3 separate regions of the Homo sapiens genome follow, and regions 1 and 2 are each linked to region 3. Evidence: chromatin loops called from intact Hi-C (ENCODE). Cell type or tissue: B cell. All regions are shown on one strand. Region 1 has its middle 35 kb from the start of B4GALT1. Region 2 overlaps B4GALT1-AS1 (B4GALT1 antisense RNA 1). Region 3 has its middle 4.6 kb from the start of SMU1.

Region 1 (2,500 bases), 120 kb after region 3:
CCAGCTACTCCGGAGGCTGAGGCAGGAGAATGGCGTGAACCTGAAAGGCAGAGGTTGCAGTGAGCTGAGATCATACCACTGCACTCCAGCCTTGGCAACAGAGTGAGACTACGACTCAGAAAAAAAAACAAAAAGTGGAAATGTCACATAGCAGCTTCTAGGAATCTTTGAGAGAAAGTAGGATCATGTCCTTTACATTCATCTTTTTTCCTCCCTCCATTGTGCTGTTTGGAGCATGAGATGGTACCGTCTTAGACTAGGAGGTTGAGGGCTACACCCTAGGAGTTGGCAGAGCTTTGAGTTAGGAAGAACCTGAGGCCAGGTGCAATGGCTCACGCCTGTAATCCCAACATTTTGGGAGATGGAGGCGGGTGGATTGCTTGAGTCCAAGAGTTCAAGACCAGACTAGGCAACACGGCAAAACCCCATCTCTACTAGAAAAAAAAAAAAAATTAGAAAGGCATGCTGGCACATGCCTATAGTCCCAGCTACTCAGGAGGCTGAGGCGGGATCGCTTGAGCCCAAGAGGACAAGGCTGCAGTGAGCCGTGATCACACCACTGCATACCAGCCTGAGCAACAGAGCTAGACTTTGTCTCCAAAAAAAAAAAGAGTATAATCAACAGGCAATAGCTGATAGAAAAAGTAAGGCCTGAGAAGTGGCCCCTGGATTTGGCCCTAGACTGTTGATGACATTAGCAAGAGCAGTTTCAGTAGAAGGGGCAGGGCAGAAGCTAGACTAGAGACTGCTGGGAGAATGAGAATCGAGAAAGTAGAGGGAGCAAGTACTGTCAACCACTTTGAGCAGCATGACATGGTGATCAGGAGACAGTGAAGGCTGTGGGCTCCATGGAGGGTTTTCCTGGCTTTTCTCTACTTTTAGGACCAGGGCAGACAGAGCAAGGGTGGCCTGGGATATCCAATGTCATTCAGTGTTGCAGCCCATCTGGTGGCTGTGGCCTTCATAGCCCTGGAAATGCTGATGCTGTCTCAGAAACAAGGGGATAGTGGGAACCTGGAATAAAGGAGGCTGGAGGATGATTTAGGCTCAGCCAGAGTAGATGCTGTTAAGTCCTTCCCGTTGGGCTGCTCCACACTGGGGTGCCTCTGGGCATCCTTCAGCGAGAGGCTGCCCCTAGTGTCCCCTCCCTCCCCGCCTCTGGTGCTGCCGGCTGCATCCCAGGCCTGGAACCAACATGCCGAACAGCCTCAGCACATCTGCATAGCTGACGTCAAAGCAGACCACAGTTTGTCCTCTGGGGAGGAAAGGGAACCACAGTATGTGTGTTGGTTTCTCTTCTATCTGAAAGCTCTTTCGCCCTTTTCTGCACTCAGGCCCCTGGCTAGCTTTCCTGATGTGCCTCTGGGATTCTTCCCCTTGGCACCTCCTCAACCCCGCCCTGCAGTCCCAGGTTTATCCGTTTCTTGTCACCTTGTGCTCAGCTGGGAACCCCTCCCTGCCTTTTCACATCCCTTACATCACTCCCTGAACACACTAGTCACTTACGTCCTCTCCTTCTTCAACTTTCTTTCCTCTCAAATGATAAAACCACCTTCCCAATCAAAGATTTATTGTGCAGGGAAGTTTTCCCAGCTCCCCACGGTAGTGAGATTAGCCAAAGGCGAATCACATGGGGGAAACTGGAGAAGGAAATGGCCCAGATTTACACCAGAGCTGTGGGGAGCAGAACCAGCAGCCAATCACAGAGGATCCTCCCTGAGTGGCTGACCCTTTGCGGGGACATAAAGTGTCCATTTATCTCCTATCTTGGGAAGAAGTGAGGGTCCTCACGAGGGCCTGGCACTTGCCAGTCTGCCAATTGCTGGGACGAATCTCAGGTTTTATTAGCCCCTCAATGGTCTCATGTATCCAAGGAGAAAGTGAGGGTCCCATGTCTGAGCCCAAGCAGGGGTTGCTCTCACCTTGGCAGCTCCCCATCTCCAGGATGTGCTCTTGCTACTCTGGAATATGGCAGCCTCTGCAAGTGATACTGGGCTTACAACACAGAAAGTGTCTCAAAAAACTTATAAGCATCCCTCAGAAACCTCTCCTGCTCCCCACTCCTGGGGCCCCATCAAAACCCAGCTTCCAGTGTTTTAAATCAAAATATAGCAGCCACAGAAAGCCTTCAGGATTGATAAGAGTTGAGCCAAGCAGATTCAAATAGCAGTAGGTCTGGTACCCTACAATGGTCTTGCCCTCCTCTGACCAATATGTCCTGGATGAGGAGGAAGAATTCAGCAAAAGGAGCAAGCTTCCCTCAAGGTGCTTAGGAAAAAATACACACTCTGGACACTGAAAAGCTTGGGGCTGATCCTATCCCTGCCACTGCTGACTTTGGGTTCTTTTTTTTGAGACAAGATCTCACCACGTTGCCCAGGTGGGTGTCATGAACTCCTGGGCTCAAGTGATCCTCCTGCGTCAGCCTCCTGTGTGGCTGGGACTATCGGCGTGAGCCCACTGTACCTGACTCCTATGGGTATATTTTTAACTTCTTTGA
Region 2 (2,500 bases), 90 kb after region 3:
ACGGAGTCTCACTCTGTCACCCAGGCTGGAGTGCAGTGGCGTGATCTTGGCTCACTGCAAGCTCTGCCTCCTGGGTTCACGCCATTCTCCTGCCTCAGCCTCCCAAGTAGCTGGGACTACAGGTGCCTGCCACCATGCCCGGCTAATTTGTTTGTATTTTTAGTAGAGATGGGGTTTCACCGTGTTATCCAGAATGGTCTCAATCTTTTGACCTCGTGATCTGCCTGCCTCGGCCTCCCAAAGTGCTGGGATTACAGTTGTGAGCCACCGTGCCCGGCCGATATTTGTTAAAATACTTTTTAAATACTGTGATCATCTTAATGATGTGGGAAGGAGAGAAGGGAAAAATTATTGCTAACTTAGTTTAGAACGTAAAGTGGAGTTCTCCAAGGAGTTGGTAAAGGTGAAGCTGACCCCAGCATCCTGTGTCTAGGGGTAAAGTCGGCCTGGCCAATGAGTGAGGGTGGGTCAGATTAGTCCTGCAACTGAAAATTAAGTGGAGGGGGAAATGGGGATGTGTCTTCCATTGGTATAGATGATAGCCAGGAGACAGGACTGCGGGGGTTATTAAGAATCACAGACCTGTCCCAGGACACACGTGGCCAGAAATCGAGGAAAAGGAACAACACTTGCTGATTGCCTATCCCTCAGGAACTTGCAGAGTCCACTGAGGCCTGAGCACTAGTCTCAGCTGCCCCTGATCCACAGGCACCTAGAAGCAGTCAATTACAAATAATACAGATGGCCCAGAAACCTTTGGGACAACATTGTCCAGCAGTCCAGACATTAACTGGTGCTAGTGAGACAGACCCAGGCAACCTTTCTCCCCACTGTCTCCAGCTCTTTTCCACTCTCTACTTCGTCAGGTGAAAAATTAATCCCATCCGGCGAGACAAATGCAGGAGGAAGTTGCAGTGCTGATTGGCCAAAAGCTGGCATGGGGGCTTGGCCGTTGGCCCATCCATGTGCTCATCTGCCCAGAATCACCAGCTCCCTGCTTCTCCCTGCAGCTGGCCTTCCTCTGCCCTCCTATGGCGCCCTCTTCTGCACCTGCCAGGTTACATTTCTGTTTTTACCCTCATGGATCAGAAGGGCATCAAATAGTGCCCGGCACATGGTAGACAGTTATTTCAGTCATCTATTGCAGCGTAACACCTACCCCAAAACTTACTGTTTTGAAGCAACAATTTCTCGCAGTTTTGCAGTTGGCTGGGCAGCTTTGCCTCACATGGTGTCAGCTGAGGCACTGGCACAGTTGGAAGTTCCAAAATGGCTTCACTCATGTGAATGGCAGTTGGGGCTGTCTGGGGGCTGGAAACTCAGAATGGGTTGGGTCATGGGGCCTTCATTCTCCACTTGGATCTCTCCACAAAGGACTCTCCATGTGGCTGCTTGGGTTTCCTCACAAACTAGAGGAAGCATTCCAAAAAGGAGCATTTCAAAAATACAGAAGATGGAGATCCCTGAAAGCCCAGCCTTAGCATCACTTCTAAAGCATTCTTTTGCTTAAAACAAGTTTATAGGGCAGGCCAGATTCAAGGGGAATAAAACTGGCTCGGCCTCTTGTTTTTACTTTTTTTTTTAGACAGGATCTTCCTTTATCAACCAGCCTGTAGTGCAGTGGTGTGATCATAGGTCACTATAACGTCAAACTCCTGGGCTCAAGTGATTCTCCTGCCTCAGCCTCCCGAGTAGCTGGGACTACCGGGATGCGCCTCCACGTCCAGCTAATTTTAAAATTTTTAGTAGAGATGAGATGTTGCGATATTGCTCAGGCTAGTCTCGAACTCCTGAGCTCACGCAGTCTTCCTGCTTTGGCCTCCCAAAGTGCTGAGATTACCAGCATGAGCCATTTCACCTGGCTGACTCCACCTCTTGATGGGAGGAGGGACAAAGAATTGTCAGGCACCTTTATTCCACAGTAGTTTGCCCAATGGCCACAGATTATTTAGATTCTTCTCACAGGTAAAATACATTAGTGTCTTCTTAAAATCCCCCAAAAGTTCAACTAATTAAGACTTCAGGTCCAAAGTATTGTCTAAATCAGATCCAGGTGTTACCGACCAAAGCGCAAAAGCACTCACTGCCCAATGTTCTAGAAACCAATACTGTGACACCTGGTTTTTGAGAAAAGAAAAGCTTTGTACTGCAGGTAGGCCAACAAGGAGATAGAAGAGTCCAGCTGAAATCTCCCTGTGGTGACTTTAGGTCTCCCTGGGCTGGCTCAAGTCTCCCTGGGCTGGCTTTAAGGTAGTGTTTTTATCAGAAAAATTTTGGGGGGTGGATTCTGAGATTAGTAAGTAACTGGTGGAAGGAAAGGGGAGGTCTGGAAAGTCCTCAGTCATGCACAATTATTTCTTCATGCCTCTTCACTGGTCACATGTGCAATTCAGGGGGATTTAGAATGAAACGTGGTGGAAATTTGGGTTGTGACACCAGAAAGCTCTTTCTGTGAACAGCCCAGTTGCCCTGTTTGTTCCAACTGATTTCAGCCAGTTCT
Region 3 (2,500 bases):
ACCAGGAGCTCAAGACAAGGCTGGACAACATAGCAAGAGACCCCTTCTTCACAGAAAAATTAGCCTGGCATGGTGGCACACGCCCGTAGTTCCAGCAACTTGGGAGGCTGAGGCGGGAGGATTGGCTTGAGCCCAGGAGTTTGAGGCTGCAGTGAGCCATGATCGCACCACTGCGCTCCAGCCTGGGAGACAAAGTGAGACCCTGTCTCTAAAGAAAATAATAATAATAATAAAATTAAAATAGGCTAGGCATGGTGGCTCACGCCTGTAATCCCAGCACTTTGGGAGGCCAAGGTGGGTGGATCATCTGAGGTCAGGAGTTCGAGACCAGCCTGGCCAACATAGTGAAACCCCCCCATCTCTACCAAAAATACAAAAATTAGCTGGGCATGGTGGCACATGCCTGTAATCCCAGCTACTCAGGAGGCTAAGGGAAGAGATTCGCTTGAGCCCGGAAGGCGGAGGTTGGCCTGAGACGAGATTGCACCATTGCACTTTAGCCTGGGTGACACAGTGAGACTCCGTCTCAAAAAATAAAAATAAAAATAAAAAAGAAAGAAAGAAAACGTGGGGCAGTGGAGGGTGGGGAGTGTAAACTATACTCTGTCTGCATCACATGCTGCTTGACATAATCCCTGGTGCCAAGTAGCCTGTTTCAAGTCAGAACTTGTTATTTGCTGCTGTGCCCGTGGTTTATGCATTCACGTCAATGTGATCATGGGCACCATTCTTGAGAAATGAAACTTTATCATGACTAGCAAGCAGCCACAGAGGTATACCTATCCTTTGCTTCTTCGATATATTGGATTTTTAACCCCTGATTGACAGTCGATGCTGCTGGCATTGCAAACCCTCCTCATTCATGTTTATTCTGTAATAAAAAAGTGGAATATGATGTTTTTGTTACCATGTATAAGAAATTACAATCTTTACCTAGTTGGGGAGGATTTTTTTCCTTCCTGAACTGGTTGCTTATGTAAGTATTCTGTATTCCAACAATCCATCCATTTCCATGCTTTTCCCATACCCAAAAGTATAGCTTTTGTCACCTTGCTGATCTCTTGTTCACAAGTTGATAAATTTTGCCAATTCCTAAAGATCAATTTGTATAGAAATTTTGTTTTTAACACTAGACAAATGAGGTCTCTCACATCTCTCCATCCATATATAAATAAAGAAACAAGCAGGCACACACACAGACAACTTCTAAACTCTAAACCAGGCAGTTGTATTCACCAAGAATCTTTCCACCGCATACTCACAGGCTGGATCACAACCTCCTAGACCAAATTTCTAGTGAACAAAAGTAACCCCGAGGGAAATCCGGTCTCCTGATCCGCCCTGCTTTCCGGTAAATGGGCCCCCTCCCATAAGTCCATGTATCAGCAATCTATCTCTTGAATCCAGCAGAGGGCAGGACAGTCACAGAAAAACTACCATTGTAAACCTAGCCTCCAAATGTCTAACTGGTTAAGGAAAAGAGGTGGAGGGGAGAGAGATTCTTGGTCCTGCGGATAAAGGAAGTACTGTAGAAGGGAAAGTCAATATTTGAGTGCCAAAATGGGGCAAAAGGTTCGTTTTATTTTCTATTAAACTAGACCAGTTTCTTCTAACAGGATATAATAAGGCAAAGCAGAGAAAAAAATCACATAATTCTATGTGCTTTTTGCAGAACATGAATTTTAAGTTATGAGAGTTAAATGAGTTAATTCATACAAAACACAACAGTGCCTGGCATGTAGCGAGCACTAAGTAAGAGTTTGTTGTTATTGTTGTTGTTGTTGTCGTTGTTGTTGTTGTAGAGATAGCGTCTTGCTATGTTGCCCAGGCTGGTCTTGAACTTCTGGCCTCAAGCCATTCTCCCTCCTCGGCTTCCCAAAGTGTTGGGATTGCAGGTGTGAGCCATCATACCTGGCCTATTATTATATATTAAGATGTCAAAGCCCTTCTATTATTTATGCTTCTTACCACAATAAGAAAATAAATACTATAAGTCAAAATAAAGTCTAAAACTGGTCTGTTTTGGAGTGAGGAACTCCTCTCTTTAGTGTGATACTGCTGTCACAGATGGGCTTGTACCCTGCTCATGCTCCACCAGCTGGAAGCTGGCTGGTCTCCAGTAGTCCACTTTGTCTGGACCCCTGAAATCCCTGTCCATGTCTCATTGGCCAGTTCAGCCTCCGTGATGCAAAGCTGCTACGGTGTGTGTAGCCAGCATCTCCTTTATTTACACAGAAAGGGTTCCTCCCTCAAGGCTGGCGCTCAAATGGGGACCTGTTTCCCACACCACGACTTGTTAGCATTTGTGGTTCCAGAGGCTTCCCTTAGCACACCTTTGATCTGGGATCTGTACAAACAGAATACACAGGGCCAGGCCGCAAGAGTGCCAGCAGCTACCTGCACTTTCCCCACAGGGAAAGTGCTTTCCCACTGTTGTCCTTTTTCTAAAATAGCATCTCTCATCTCCCTACTCAGACTGCTTTTCTACTTTCCAGGGACT

Evidence for each region. Hi-C counts contacts between places; a loop is a spot of excess contacts. Peaks named below come from ENCODE experiments on the same cell type or tissue, not always from the same donor. Only the 100,000 strongest peaks of a DNase experiment are listed, where the experiment ranks them.
Region 1: a loop joins it to region 3, with 5 times the contacts of the local background. A loop is called at or near these places in 2 of 110 quality-filtered maps.
Region 2: it touches region 3 in a loop (12-fold over the local background); 86 of 110 quality-filtered maps call a loop at or near these places.

The regions. Positions count from the first base shown.
Region 1 is chr9:33,201,471-33,203,970 of GRCh38, forward strand. No RefSeq gene overlaps it. Among named protein-coding and RNA genes, the nearest start is that of B4GALT1, 35 kb to the left of the region's middle. RefSeq lists an enhancer at 847-896. In B cell, no CTCF peak of the experiment used is centred here; a DNase peak (open chromatin) is centred at 1,241; H3K4me3 peaks cover 670 bases.
Region 2 is chr9:33,169,991-33,172,490 of GRCh38, forward strand. The region is part of intron 1 of B4GALT1-AS1 (B4GALT1 antisense RNA 1); the gene reads left to right. It also overlaps a transcript of B4GALT1 not described here. Among named protein-coding and RNA genes, the nearest start is that of B4GALT1, 3.9 kb to the left of the region's middle. In B cell, no CTCF peak of the experiment used is centred here; a DNase peak (open chromatin) is centred at 1,031.
Region 3 is chr9:33,080,053-33,082,552 of GRCh38, forward strand. No RefSeq gene overlaps it. Among named protein-coding and RNA genes, the nearest start is that of SMU1, 4.6 kb to the left of the region's middle. In B cell, CTCF peaks have their summits at 1,393 (motif pointing right) and 1,594; a DNase peak (open chromatin) is centred at 1,389; H3K4me3 peaks cover 904 bases; H3K27ac peaks cover 563 bases.